2 separate regions of the Homo sapiens genome follow, and region 1 is linked to region 2. A link is an interaction called in ENCODE POLR2A ChIA-PET data of the cell type or tissue named here. Cell type or tissue: endothelial cell of umbilical vein. All regions are shown on one strand. Each heading gives the region's core, and the rest is flanking DNA. Links, peaks and the distances in the headings are about the cores only.

Evidence for each region. Peaks named below come from ENCODE experiments on the same cell type or tissue, not always from the same donor. Only the 100,000 strongest peaks of a DNase experiment are listed, where the experiment ranks them.
Region 1: POLR2A ChIA-PET joins it to region 2 with 5 read pairs; 4 of 35 experiments call an interaction of 5 or more read pairs at or near these places.

What each region holds. Positions count from the first base shown.
Region 1 is chr10:34,371,823-34,379,827 of GRCh38, forward strand. It overlaps PARD3 (par-3 family cell polarity regulator), which reads right to left. Exons shown (of 25, transcript NM_001184785.2): 10 at 6,145-6,284; 11 at 3,052-3,180; 12 at 676-714. Among named protein-coding and RNA genes, the nearest start is that of PARD3, 440 kb to the right of the region's middle. In endothelial cell of umbilical vein, for the core only: no CTCF peak of the experiment used is centred there; no DNase peak of the experiment used is centred there.
Region 2 is chr10:34,604,184-34,612,188 of GRCh38, forward strand. The region is part of intron 2 of PARD3 (par-3 family cell polarity regulator); the gene reads right to left. Among named protein-coding and RNA genes, the nearest start is that of PARD3, 210 kb to the right of the region's middle. In endothelial cell of umbilical vein, for the core only: no CTCF peak of the experiment used is centred there; a DNase peak (open chromatin) is centred at 3,908.

The sequences.
Region 1 (8,005 bases), core at 2,688-6,687, 230 kb before region 2:
GCCCTTTTTACTCCCATATAGCGCATCATCACAGAGACTGATAGAGCAATCCTTCCTTTTATTGTGTTAGTTCTGCCTGCTGGAACTAAGCTTACTCTTTTATCCCCAGTCTGTCTCAGGACTTGTTTTCTTAACAGGATGCAACTATGTTTGCATTTTAATGTGAGCTGTGAGTCCTTAACTTTTGTTAAATTATCTCTTTTATAGTTATTCTAACAACTATGCTTAGCCTAATACTGACACGTCACTTTAATTTTCCTGTGTATACTTTTTTTACTGTATTCTCTTAGCCCTCCCTTTTTTTCCATGATTGAATCAAGTTTTTTAACTTTTCTTTCCATTTTGTGGCCACTTATAATTTAGCATTTCACAACTCATGAAATACTTTGCATATATGCCAAACAACTAAGCTTTGGTCCTCACTTTGCAAGTGAATAGGAAGTCTCTCTCTTTTTTGCGTCTATCTGACCAAAATTAATCACAAAATATACTCCATTTGGGGTGGTAACAGTAAGTCACCTTAAAATAAGACCACTTTGGCATTTAATAAACCCATGTATTAAATATTACGAGCCAGGAAAAGGCAGGACAAGTAACTTCGTATTAAATTAGTAAGAAGTTAGTTCCATGTATCTTTCCAACATCTCTGCATCCTTCAAAAGACAAAGCTCTTACCGTTTCTTTTGGAATCTGCATCTGGCTTGGCTCTGCATTCTAGAAGAATTGAAGAAAAACATAAATACAGACTGACCAAAGCCATCTTCAACACACAGGGACACAATGATTTATTTTAAAGAAAATTTTGTTGATTCTTAAAATCCACAAAATATATAAAGGGTAATTATATGATGGCTGACATAATGCTCTGTCTTCCAAAATTTTGCTGATGTGTGTGTTTATGTGTGTGTTTTAAGAAATTTTTCTAGATATACATTTTTACTTGCTCATTCACAGTACATCATGAATTTATTATCTGGAGGAAAACAAGTCTCACCAAACTGCTTTCCTAATCATGGCACTGTTTCTAATTTTGCTTTAAAATTTTCCCAATCAAATCAAAGTTTTAAGGTATAGAATCATTTGATAACTAGACCAGATAATAACAGTTTGAACCACAGTCTGAACCACAGCTTTATACTTTAAAATGTTGCACAGGAAATAAACATGATTTTTTTTTCCTATAATGTTGATTTGCCTTAATTACCTAGGAACTTACAAGGATGATTTATTAAAAAAAGGCACCGATTGATAAAAGTATTTAGATTTAGACACACAGAATTTAAACACAGACACCCCAAACAGAGGAAAATAGTTACGTCTACTGGATTCAAGATTATTTTTAAATGTCCCCTCCCTTTAAATTTTCAGGATTTTATTCTCTTAAATTTTGAGAAGCAGCTGCAACATGCATAATAGACTGACGGCCTACTGGCGTACTCCTTAATGAAAAGCTCACAAGCAATAAATTACATAACCAAGAAAAAAAAAAAGTAGGTAGCAGAAGGGAAAAACAGAAGCCTGGAAGATCAAAATTGGACAAGAAGAACCTGAATAACCTTAAGCTGGCTATATGCTGGCACTAACTCTGGAAAAGGCTGCTTAAGAGCAGTGTCTAAGCTTTGGCAATCTAATAATGCTAACTAGTGCACTCCGAGACACTGAGGAAGAATTAAAGCTTCGGCAAATCACATGGAAAGCTAGTTGTTTTTTTTTTTTAAGTGCTCATTTACAATTTAATAGAGACATCTCCAGATTTAGGATCAGGTGGCATTTTAAGCACAAAATTGGATAACAGTGGGGGGAAAACGAAAAACTGAATTTAAATTGAGAAATAATGCATTAAACATTTTTAAATATAAAGAAGTTTTCATAATTTATTCAAAATCTACTTAAAACAAAAGTGTTCACTTTTCAACCCTATCACTGTCTGAAATTTCCACAAAATCCACATTAAGTTTTAAGACCTGTGTGTAACCAGGGGATAAGATATTATGACTAAAATTTTTTCATTTATAATATTTATAGAAATAGTTTATATAGAGAATAAAATATAGTTATTTTTATCATAACACATCCATACTTGAAGACACAAGAGAATTTGGGCTATATGATAAATTTGGAAACCTCGTTTCTAAAACCTTGTCACTCTAGATTATACAAATTAATTTTTGTTTAGCACTAAGAGCTAGATGAAAAGGATGTATTCCAAAATGATCCAAGTAGAATCTGTTTTGAAATATTTAAAATACCACTTGTACTTGAAATAAAACAATTTTCTTACCACATCAAAAGACAAAGGCAACTCCTCCAATTATGTCATTTTTATATATAAATGAAACCTAGCACTTTTGCAGAAAACCACTCAGAACTATGTACATTTAAGACACTTATTTCATTCACACCAATACCATGTAAATACTCAGATGTATTAATGTATGTATGGAAAGTGAAGGAGATAGGTTGCAAAAGTTGTAAATGCCTTTTCATTTCCTTCATTTATGTCATCCTAAGTAACATGACCTATATTTGTATAATTAATAGCCATGAGGCTTATTGCCACTTAGGTCTTTTTATTTTTAATAATAATTTTTTTAAAAAGGTATTCCTTTTCATACAACAGTAAGGAAGCAAGCATCTATTTGGCTTACTGACATGTACTATGAAAATGTGAAATATGAAAATTTGTCATATGCAGTGTGGAAGATGGCAAGCTTTCAGCGACAGTCTGTGGAGTGACAGTTCTGAAATAATCGGCGTCTCTGTATTCAGTCAGTCCATCTGAGGGTGTACAGTGATGAACATTTGATGCCCTTGAAAATATCCCTACAGTCTGATGTTTAAGTACCCCTCCATTCATTACTGAGGATATCCATTTCTGAAACTAAGGGAGTATTAGAGAAAAGAATGTTTGTATTCAGTGAGGGCTGAAAGAAATATAAGATCTAGAAACTCCTCAGAAAATGTCTCAATAAACATTTGCCATCAGGCAACTAACCCAGACCCCTGGCTGCTGCATATCAGAAATCTTTCATCTACTCTAAATTTACACACCAGTTCCCTTGGGTGGAAGGCGTCTTCCTGGCGAAAGACCAGAAGGCTCACAGTTCCTTCCATCTTGGTGCTTCTCAACAGCGAAACAACTTCCTCTTGGGATTTGCCCACTAAATCTACTCCATTTACCTAAAACAAAACAAAAGTTTTCAGCTGTAATCCTGTGGAAACAACAGGAAAACACACACACACACACACACACACACACACACACACACACACTCTAGGACTAGCCATATCTGCTATGGAACATAACTCATTTCATGCACAATTCTGCCATGATCTGGGAACCACTAAGGTTTTGTGACTAATAAAGAAACTAAGACCAGATATCTAGAAGAGAGGAAGTGGTCAATCTTTTAGTGTTCATCATTAAACCCAAAGTGACAATCACCAGGGCATTGACAAGTACCAAGCAATAAATATTTCAAAAATGTCAAGTTAACACAAAACTTACTGGCTTAGAACAGAGATATTTTGATAGCCTTGTGCATCATAGGTTTTCTTACACCAAAATAAAAAGGTGTTGCTCTTATAAAGGGTAATAAAAACACACCAAAAATATTTTGGTACAGTATTTTCACTTTAAATGAAATTTTACTGATAAATATAAATAAAACACTTTACCTCTAAAAGGTAAACATTAAAGAAACTACAAAACAATATTTTTTAGCAGGGAAGCAATATTTCAGCTGAAATTTTTTCAATGTTATGAGAGAATTCAAGCAGGAAAAAAATTTAAAACAACTTGTTCTTAGGGAATCTTTTATCTAACAGGAAGTATAACATCATTATCAGAAAGCACTATATACTCCACAGAAATGAGAGCATATGTTTCCTTTAAAAGGTATTCTACATTTTTCTTTTTAGACAAAAAAGACATTTTGTCCAAGGCAAATAAGTTTATAACTTAAATTACAGTATCAAAATTTTCCTGTAGTTAAAATATATTTCAGAACATTTCCCCTTCTGAAAAAAATCAACCTCATATACCTCAAGGTACTACTATTAAGGAATTGCAGACAGAAGGACTGAATTCAAGTTCCAGTGGAGACTCTTACAAAATAAAACAAGCTACGACTGCACACATGGGCTAATATACCACTCAATTTATACCCCAAGGACAAGCGGCCTTTTCAGGAAGCAGAACCCTAAACATAATTTGTACTCAAACAAAAGAAAGTGAAAAAAAATCTAGACAATTAAGTCACTTGATCCTTTTTTCTTTGTATGATTCTAATTATCTAGACACTCAGAGAAAATGCACGTAAGTATCAATATTGTATAGCTACAACTGTAGATACTAGAAGGTTGGGCTTAAAGCATGCAAAAATGAAGTTTCCATTTTAAGACAAAGATGACAGCTATGGAAATAAAGCCTAACTCGAAAGACATGCAGGTTGCAGGTCTTTCTCACTGCTTTAAAATAAAAAGGTTTTTCTGATATGTTGAAAGTAAAGCGATTATGTGATAAAAGAAAAAAGTGACTCAATAATAAAGCAATTATCTTTAGAAAGAAAGACGGAGAGAGCCAGAAAAGGACAGATATTTTTTTGGACTCAGAAGACAGGAGGACTGAATTCAAGTCCCAGCAGAGACTCTTACAAATAAAACAAGCTACGACTGCAGACGTGGGCTAACGTACCACTCAATTTATAACCCCAGGACAAGTGGCTTTTTCAGGAAGCAGGACCCTAACATAATTTGTACTCAAACATCTGTTATTTAGCTTCTAACAGTGCCTATTTAACATACGTTGTCACATGCACAGGACCAAAACAGTGGGAATAAAATTTAAGGGATCTAGGCTCCAAATGTAGACATGGAAAAAAATACAGACGGTATCCCTCTCCTCCCCTACTTTACAAAAATTCTTTAGGAGAACTCAATCTGGAGAGATAGAAACCATATATGAAACTATAAGAAAAAAGGATAGTGTGGTAAAAGTTTACCTTAGCATTAATATTTGAATACTAGTTAATTAGGAAATGCAGTATCTGCTAATAAAAATACAGACTATATTTTCTTTAAAAAAAACTAAGAAAAATGGTTTAAAACATATTTTTCAATTTTCTCTTTTATGTGCAAACCATCACACAAACACAAATTATGTATGTTAATCTATTTCCAAGGCAGCTTCAAATACCAATGAACCCAAACTCATAAGACATAGAAAAAAAATTCAAAAACGATTTTTCTTTTCTTTCCTGACATTTGACTCTTATGACTCAATTTATTCTCCATGCTGCCATTTCAAGATTTCCTTGCTCCTCTTATCAAGGAACACTGTTTTCATTTATTTCATCTGTCTCTGTTCTGAATACATTTCCACATTGCCAGACATAAATATAAAGCCATTTAGAAACGTAACCTTACAGACATTTTATATGACAAAATGTTACCTCATAAACCAAATGTCTGAGTAACTAAAAATTTATAACTAAACTAAATGGGGCTGGGCATGAGGGCTAACGTCTGTAATCCCAGCATTTTGGGAGGCCAAGGCAGGAGTTCAAGGCCAGCCTGGCCAATGTGGTGAAACCCTGTCTCTATGAAAAATACAAAAATTAGCCAGGCATGGTGGTGCACGCCTGTAGTCCCAGCTACCAGGGGGGCTGAGGCAGGAGAATCACTTGAACCCAGAAGGTGGAGGCTGCAGTAAGCTGAGATTGTGCCACTGCACTCCAGCCTGGGCGACAGAGCGAGACTCCATCTCATAAAAAAAAATAAATAAATAAATGGAAAGATAATTTCTCATCAGATAACATGGAAAAAAGAGCTGGGCACGATGGCTCACACCTGTAATCCCAGCACACTGGGAGGCAAGAGGATCGCCTGAGGCCAGCAATTCAAGACCAGCTGGGGCAACATAGCAAGACTCTGCCTCTACAAAAATTTTAACAATTAAAAAAATATATATAAAAAATAACATGGAAAATCTAAACATAAAACAGAAACACATTTTGTGACGCATACTTCCGCTAAAATGTATATAACTGAATTTCATATTTTATGAAAATGTTTTTAAAAGTTGGCTCCTGGAAATGGAACATTTCAAGAATCAGGGAACATCCTGCTGGGGAAGTCACTTACCTCTATAAGTCTGTCTCCTGCCTTAAGTCGGCCATCCTGAATGGCCGCCCCCCGGGGGAGAATGTTTTTCACATAGATTGGAGCTGAGCCACCTATTGTTACATCTCTGGAAGTGATGCTGAATCCCAAACCTTCTGTACCTAGGTATGTGAAGGAGAAGAAAAGTAAATAAAATGAGATATCTTGAATTTTACAGGTGTATTGCACCAGTATACTCAACCTCAACTTGACATTTTGTAACTTTCACAATGGTCCACATTTCTTCTACTACTTTAAAAGTTGTAATAAATTTTTCAAAATAGACTAAATTGTGGAAGGTTTAAATGGTTTACATATCAACAGTTATTAATCTAAGAAGAAACAGCAATCTTCTCAAAGACAGATGAAAGTTAATATGTAAATATGACTGCTAAAAGTTTTTAAATCAATGTAAATCTTTGAATAGGAAATTCACTACATGAAGAAAGAAAAAAACTTCTGTTAAGACCCACAGTACCTCAAAACTCAAGTATTATTGTGCAATAATGACATCCAAATTTTAAGGGTAGGAGGTATGAGCAAGGGAAACAAAAATGTCCAGGGAGATGGAAAAGAACAGTGAAATGAGAGGTATCTCTAGATAGAGGTAATGGAACCTCCCAAAATCATAATTATTCAAAGCAGTTTACTAAGAGGATAAACCATAAACCAAATTATCTTTGCCTAGTTCACTTCTAATTCACCTAAATCTTACCATGTATATTTCCTTCACCACCCCCCACTCCCAAACAAGGCAAATTACTCAGTGAAGACTCCATCTCAGATCATGGCTACCAAATCTGGGGATCATATTATGCTTAAAGGTACTAAATTAATGATGCATTTATAAATTACTCTGATGATTCACAGAATTTAAATTCTCATTTCTTTGGCAGCTTTCTTGACAGACAGTCTTACATGCTCAATACAAAGCAGAAAAGTGTTTATATGTCACTAGAATCAAGACGCAAGAAGCCAACACGTGCCCAGGAAAAACTGGGGAGATAATGATACATTTGTAATGAATCACAACATTTTTACAATAATGATTTCTACCTAAGCTTTTTTAAAAAGTTACTTCTTAAGATATTAGTTTCCATTTCAGTTAAAATATTGTTAAGGCAAATGCTTGCTCATTATGGGAAGAATAAAGAGATCTGTAAAGGTGAAAAATCTAGAAAAGAGCACATTAATCTGATACATCACTCAGTATAAAACTGTAATGAAAAGTATAAAATATAAGTGAACAAAAAAGGGTGAATAAAAATGTAGATTAAAGAAACATTAAAGGAGAAATAAAGAAAACACTCCATAGTTATTCCTGTAGCAAAACCTACCATAGTTATTCTCAACATCAAACAAAGCATTCATTTACTTTAGTCTGAAGTCACTTTAGGGTGCTTGGACTATTAATATTTCTGATGTCTTCCATGCTGAACACCTGAATGGCATACTGTCTATATGAAATGTTTGTTATTGCTCTGGGGAGATTTTTCCATATGTCTCTGCTTTCATGAAACTCTAATGACTTGCAATAACATTTATTAAGAAAGAATTCTTAATTACTCTCCTTTTGCAATACTAACTTTTTTGAACTATGAATGCTGACTGTTGTAGGAACCTCAATACTATTAAAATATCAGCAACAACCCCTAAATCTGTAAGCTAAAAGTTCAGGCAATGACCTTTCAAGGAAAGATAAGTAGATATCAATTTTCATTTAACAAAGCCAACAAAACATTCTGCACTGACTGAAACAGATTACTGACCTTCTCCTCTGACTTTATTAAAAAGCTAATTTCTACAAAAGAGCTGGGTATTTGAGAATACCAAAATGGCAATA
Region 2 (8,005 bases), core at 2,133-6,132:
TGGGTATGAGATGGTTAATACCAAGTGTCAACTTGATTGGATTGAGGGATGCGAAGTATGAACCCTGGGTGTGTCTGTGTGGGTGTTGCCAAAAGAGATAAACATTTGACTCTGAGCTGGGGAAGGCAGATCCACTCTTAATATGGTGGGCGAAATGTAGTCAGCTTCCAACAAATTTAAAGCAGGCAGAAAAACATGAAAAGGAGAGACAGGCCTAGCCTCCCAGCCCACATCTTTCTCCCATGCTGGATGCTTCCTCCCCTCAAATATCAGACTCCAAGATCTTCCGTTTTGGGACTCTGGCTCTCCTTGCTCCTCAGCTTGCAGATGGCCTATTATGGGACTTTGTGATCGTGTAAGTTAATATTTAATAAACTCTCCTTTATTTATATATATATAAAGATATATAAAATATATATAAAGATATATATGATACATAAAGATGTATATGATATATAAAATATATAGAGATCCTATTAGTTCTATATTACATATATATTTTCAAGATTAAAATTATAAAAAATAAAAGTGTACTTTATTGAACTATAAGCAACAAAGATATTGACAAATCTCGCTATACCGTCTACTGAATGCGAATATACGGCAGAGATAAATTCTGACAAAGTCACTGATAAATTTGCAGAAGACTCAAAAGAGAAACTGCAATGCTATTACTCATTACTGGACAGATCAATATATAAGTTTACATTTTTCACTTTTCAAAAAAAATCTCAATGTTACTAAAACCTATTAGTCCATTTCTTTTTTCCTTCTTTGTACAGTAATATTTATTTTTAACTGATAGAATTAAAAATTGTAGATTCACTAAGGGAAAACTTTCACTGAGTTTCTCTTCTGGTGATTATTATTATATGTTTCCTGCTCTAATTATTAATGAAAATAATTTTGTTGTACACTAGGGTGGTGTAAAAATAATCCATGCCGGATGTCAACTACACTAGGTATGCCACTGATCTGAAACAGCCCCAAAATGAAATTTTTTTTTTTTTTTTTTTTTTTTTTTTTTGAGACGGAGTCTGGCTCTGTCACCCAGGCTGGAGTGCAGTGGTGCAATCTCAGCTCACTGCAAGCTCCACCTCCGGGGTTCACGCCATTCTCCTGCCTCAGCCTCCCGAGTAGCTGGGACTACAGGGCGCCTACCACCACGCCTGGCTAATTTTTTGTACTTTTAGTAGACACGGGGTTTCATCATGTTAGCCAGGATGGTCTCGATCTCCTGACCTCATGATCCGCCCACCTCGGCCTCCCAAAGTGCTGGGATTACAGGCGTGAGCCACTGTGCCCTGCCAAAAATACTCTTAAATATATATATATATCTCCTATATATATCTCCTATATATATATATATATATCTCCTATATATATATATATCTCCTATATATATCTCCTATATATATATATCTCCTATATATATATCTCCTATATATATATATCTCCTATATATATATATCTCCTATATATATATCTCCTATATATATATATCTCCTATATATATATATCTCCTATATATATATATCTCCTATATATATATCTCCTATATATATATATATCTCCTATATATATATATATCTCCTATATATATATCTCCTATATATATATCTCCTATATATATATCTCCTATATATATATATCTCCTATATATATATATCTCCTATATATATATCTCCTATATATATATCTCCTATATATATATCTCCTATATATATATCTCCTATATATATATCTCCTATATATATATATCTCCTATATATATATATCTCCTATATCTATATCTCCTATATATATATATCTCCTATATATATATATCTCCTATATCTATATCTCCTATATATATATATCTTCTATATATATATATGAGGAAAAACTCCCCTTTATATAGATATATCCTATTAGTTCTTTATATATATACAGAACTACATATATCTATATTACTATACATATATAAAGGGAAATGTGTGTGTGTGTGTGTGTGTGTGTGTGTGTGTGTGTGTGTGTGTGTGTGTGTGTAGTTCTGTCCCTTTAATAGAACCCTGACTAAAACAGCGTATGTCTACAGATGTGTGCAGGTGTGTACAGTCACGTGCTCCGGGTGCAGAGAAAGGCAGTATAGGCACCACAAACTCAGGCAGAGTCACCCAGAGGAGGAGAAAGATGAGGCTGGAGGCAAGTGGAAAAATCATGCCTGCCGGATCCAGTTCCCCTCCTCAAATCTGCATGCTGTGGAGCATGATTTTCAAAGATTTCTTTTGGTTGGTTGGTTTTTTCTGGGACTTGGAAAATAAAGAAGCTACATTTTTATAAAAGTTGGAGCATCAGCCTGGCATAGTGGCTCATGCTTATAATTCCAGCCTTTTGGGAGGCTGAGGCAGGAGGATCACTTGAGGCCAGGAGTTCAAGACCAGCCTGGGCAACATAGTGAGACCCCCGTGTCTTCAAAAAAAAAAAAAAAAAAAAAAAAGTCTGTCTATCAATAAGACAGCTCTGGCTGGGCATGGTGGCTCACGCCTGTAATCCCAGCACTTTGGGAGGCCAAGGCGGGCAGATCACAAGGTCAAGAGATCGAGACCATCCTGCCAACATTGTGAAACCCCATCTCTACTAAAAATACAAAAATTAGCTGGGCATGGTGGTGCACGCCTGTAGTCCCAGCTACTCAGGAAGCTGAGGCAGGAGAATCGCTTGAACCCAGGAGGTGGAGGCTGTAGTGAGCCGAGATCACACCACTGCACTCCAGCCTGGTGACAGAGAGAGACTCTGTCTTAAAAAAAAAAAAAAAAAAAAAGACAGCCAAACACAGCTGGAGCATGAGCATGTAAGTAGCTGTCCAGATTTGTAGATAGATGCATAAGATGAGAGGCCACGTTGAGAAATGTGTTTCAGCACAAATCTTAATCTTTGGGGGCCCATCTAAGTTCCTGGAAAACTAGTACCAAGTTTTCTTCACCTTACAGATTTCGAAACTGACAGAGCTTCACCCTATCCCACCCACAAAGTCATTACTCAAGACCCATTAAAAGTGTAAGAAATTCCGGCATTTTACAGATAAATGCACAACACAGGCAATATGTATTTGCAAACAACCCTCCAGGGTACACACAAATATGCTAAAAAATGCAGTATTTCACAGACATATCAGAAATAAGAAGATGACAACCTCCTCAAGATGAGGCTTAAATGATGGATTTTGTGCCAACAATAGGAATTCTTAATGCATAACAGCTAGAAGAGCCACTGAATAATTAAGTAACTTCCTGGGATAGTGGGAGGGAAAAGAGTGCAAATGTAGAATGAATGGATTTAAAAAAAGGGATATTCTGTGTTTTGTACAAATTCTAATAATTACACAAATTCCAAATGACAGCTACCCTAGGTGATATCTGTTCACATGATCCTTTTTCTGTTGCAAATATGTTGGTAAAAGGCAGGAAAAGGTAAGTCCATCCTTTGGCACCTATAAGATACTTCTGTTTGCATCATGGACACACTCCTGTGAGCTCAGTCTGCAGTCTGTGGAAGGACCAACGAAAACTTTAAAGATCTAGAATGTTTAGGGCTAAGTCAACTCCCACGCCATTCTGTTGTCTCATATTAGAATTAAGAACCAAAGCTTTGTGAGAAACATTTAGGTGCTTTTCTTTCACCTAACATCAGATCAGAGCAGGCTTTGTGGATACCACCCACCCTGGCATCAGCACAGATCTCCCATTTATGTATTTATTTATTTATTTTGAAGCTCTGTTGTCAATGTCTTGAAATTCTTAATTTTTGAACAAAGTGCCCTGCACTTTCATTCTGCACTGTGTCCTGCAAATCATGCAGCCAGCCCTGAGTAATCCTGAGGAAGAGTCTTGTTTGTTCTTAGGGGCTCACTCCTCTTGCTGGCTGCTCTCCAAACTCTTCCACATACTGACATGTGTCAAGCCTCTCAATGCTGCACGGTCCCAGCACAGGATGCTGCAGCCATCAGAGCAGGGGATTTCAGTTCTTCTGAATTCCATGCTGGTAAAACATACTAGAATTAAAATAGACTGACAGCCACCCACAACCGTTTCTCCATGATTTCTGCCTCGCTCTTCCACAATTACTACCCGCACCCATAGATTCTTGACAACGTATATAGCGTAAGAGATAATACAAACGTTGGGAAAGATGGAAATCATTGTATTCTCCATTACATATATTTAAAAAGGACAAAAAACCTTCCTAGAGCCATCTAGTTCTTAGGCACCACCACAATCAGCTCTCTGTATCCATGCATTCTGCATCTATGAATTCAACCAATCTCAGATTGAAAATATTCAGAACAAAAGAATACAGTAAAAAAGAATACTTTTTTTTTTTTTTTTTTGAGACGGAATCTCACTCTGTCACCCAGGCTGGAGTGCAATGGCCCGATCTTGGCTCACTGCAACCTCCACCTCCCAGGTTCAAGCAGTTCTCCTGCTTCAGCCTCCCGAGTAGCTGGGATTACAGGTGCCTGCCACCACGCTCGCCTAATTTTGTATTTTTAGTAGAGATGGGCTTTCTCCATGTTGGCCAAGCTGGTCTCGAACTCCTGACCTCAGGTGATCCACCCGCCTTGGCCTCCCAAAGTGCTAGGATTACAGGCATGAGCCACCGCACCCAGCCTACAAATTTTTAAAACTAACAGGGTATAGCAACAATTTACATAGCATTTATATTGTATTAGGTATTACAAGTAATCTAGAGATCATCTACAGTCTACAGGAGAGTAGAAATAGGTGATACGCAAATACTGCACCAACCAATATGAGGACCTTGGGCATCTTCAGATTTTCTCTCAACTGACTAGATAACCCCTGTTAACAGATGCATCAAAAGGCCCAGAACATTTAAAAAATCTTTACAATCCTAAGATTCCAGGAATGAATAAGTCATTCATAATTCGACTAATTTTGGACTCAAGTCAGTATTTCCTCTAAAGCAATGGCATAGACATCTTTAAAACTAACAATTCTATTTAAAATTTAGAATCCCCAGGTACATTTTCAACTCAGTTATTTTTGTCAATTAATTATGAGTCTAAAATTAATTAATATTCACACAACATTAAAATAAGATTCCTCTGTCAAAAGCAGGCCAAAATTATCACCAGTAGATAAATATAAGCTCCAATAATTTAGCATGAGAAAGTCTGTAGGGCAGGTTTTGTAAAAATGGAAATTTCAAACAATGCAAGGCAAACACCACCAATCTCAATACTGTCAAGACTGTGTGGATACTGAAACCTGCTCTTAGAAGTATACCACACTCCTGAGATACAGAGCCAGTTGGTTAAGGAGCGTAAGAAGAGATCGAGGTCTTGAGTACTTACTTCCCTCTTTTTGTTTGTTTAGAGACAAGGTCTCCCTTTGTCACCCAGACTGGAGTGCAGGGGCACAATCATAGCTCGCTGTATTCCTGAACTCCTGGACTCCAGTGATCCTCCCGTCTCAGCCTCCATAGTAGCTAGGGCTATCTAGCCACCATGTCCTGTTATTTTTATCTTTTGTTTTGTCGAGACAAAACAAAAAACCTGTTGTGCAGGCTGGTCTCAAACTCCTGGCCTCAAGCAATTCTCCCACTTCAACCTCCCAAAGTGCGCCCAGCCTCTTACTTCACTCTCTTGATCGTGTTTTTAAAACCAGCAGAAATTAGCAGAATGTTACAAAGTGCTAGGCAATAAACTATGAGACGAGAAAAATCATTTGACATTACCGTCAGAAAGGCTGGGAAACCTTCTGCAGAATTATTTTTATTAAGAGTAGTGAAATTTCTAGCTAGTGGAAATATACCAAAACTTAGGCGGAGGCCAACTGTTTCAAAGTTCAGAATTTTATACCAAAGGGGCCTTTTATTGAAGCTCTGGTTATTCATGATAGATTCATCCACATCTACTCTAATCTCTGGTAGTATATTCCTACACTATTTAAAGTGCATTCTATTGGCAACGACTGGAAGTAATATTAAATATATCGGCTAGGGCATGTGGCAAGAAGGATGAGAGTCATTAAACTCTCCTGAAGTTCCAATCAATAATCCAGGTACCTAGCAAACCATCCAGGGAACGTGAAAGTTGCTGAATGCTCTTGATTAGGAGGCCACCGATACAGCTATTATCATAAGAAATGCTCTGATACATACAAAGAAAAACTGTCACTACATTCTGTCACTGTTTAAAAAATTTAAAAATGCCAGTACTCATCAAGAATTGGTCGGACATTATGGGAACAGAATACTCTAATATTAAACAGAAATCTAGGCTTAGAGCAGTTAGGAAGATGACCCAGTAACCCAAAAAGGGTTACGTGTGGACCTGAGTTAATCAAAGAAGGAAAAATAAGCATGCCTGTAACCAAGAATCAGTGTGAGGAAAATTCTCAGGAGCCAGTATGATCGTGGGTGAAATATGGAGTTCCTAGAATACGCTAGACAGATTAGGAGTTTCCTTTTTTGAAATATATATATAATGTGGTTGCTGACAGCATTTTGTTTTATTTCAGTTTATAATCTTTATTGTTTCTGAGCAAAATTAAACTGCTAAACATTGTGTATGTATGATTAACTAGTAGGTATACTCTAAGTTTTATAAAGTTTGATATGCAATAGAACAATTAGAAGTACCCACAGCTTTTGATTACTGAAAATATACAAGACCTATTTATGTCTGTAAAGGGTGGTGTGTGGTGATGGGGAGAGGTGGGGGGGAGTTTGAAATTTTCAGCTCTTAATGATTTTAGAAAGTAAGCAGCTCCCAGGGAAATACATTCATGCAATGACAGAAAAAGTAAGTTGCTTTCTTTTCCTTTTTAAAAAATACCTAGTTGCTGAAAATATTCTAGTCTTTGAACAGTTTAGCAGAGTTGAAACCGGTCTATGTTAACGATGCATTCCAAACTCAGTCCCAAAAATAGATGAAAATCATGCACCTTGAGTGAGGCAGAATAAGGGCCAGTTTATTCTTACATGTATTAATGCTTCAGTGCTCGGATAAAGGAAAACTGTGATGGCTGGTAAAATTAATTATAGCTTTCAAAGGTATTCTCTGTTTACTAGCTACTTCTACAACATAAGGTAACATACATATAAATAAATGTTTTCCATCACAACTTTGTACCTTTAGTATGACATTTTAGAAACATTTTAGCTGACTTAGTTTACTAACCCTTGGTTAGGCATTACCTAACCATGTACTATCCGAACTGGAAGGCAGAACAGATCAAAACCAAACCATCAAAAGGAACGCAGAGCATACACCAAGGAAGGCAAGGAAAAGACACATGCAGGAGTAATTTCGGGATTTTCTGATGCCTTTTAAATTTAATTTCAAATATGACCAGAAAAATTAACTTGACAAATCACAAGATTAATACTATTTTAGAATCCCTTCCTTCTAGACTTCTCATAAGGCAAATCGGAATACAATTATAGGCTGTCTAGGAAAAAATCTGGATCTTGAACCAACCACAAAAATCCTGTTGACTCCTAAGGCCCCGTACGCAATTTTCCATAATGAAATGGGGACGGGAGAGAGCTAAAAACTGCTGAATTTATTTTCATCCACGTACATGAAGATGGGAAATAAATGTGATACATTTCTTTCTTTTTTTTTTTTTTTTTTTTGAGGCGGAGTCTTGCTCTGTCGCCCAGGCTGGAGTGCAGTGGCGCAATCTCGGTTCACTGCAAGCTCCGCCTCCCAGGTTCACACCATTCCCCTGCCTCAGCGCCCCCCCTACCCCCCCGCCCCGAGTAGCTGGGACTACAGGCACCCGCCACCACGCCCAGCTGATTTTTTGTATTTTTAGTAGAGACGGGGTTTCACCGTGTTAGCCAGGATGGTCTCGATCCCCTCACCTCGTGATCCGCCCGCCTCGGCCTCCCAAAGTGCTCGGATTACAGGCGTGAGCCACCGTGCCCAGCTGTGATACATTTCTAATAAAGACACTGAAATGTAGTATGCATCTGTTCATGCAGTATATAACCT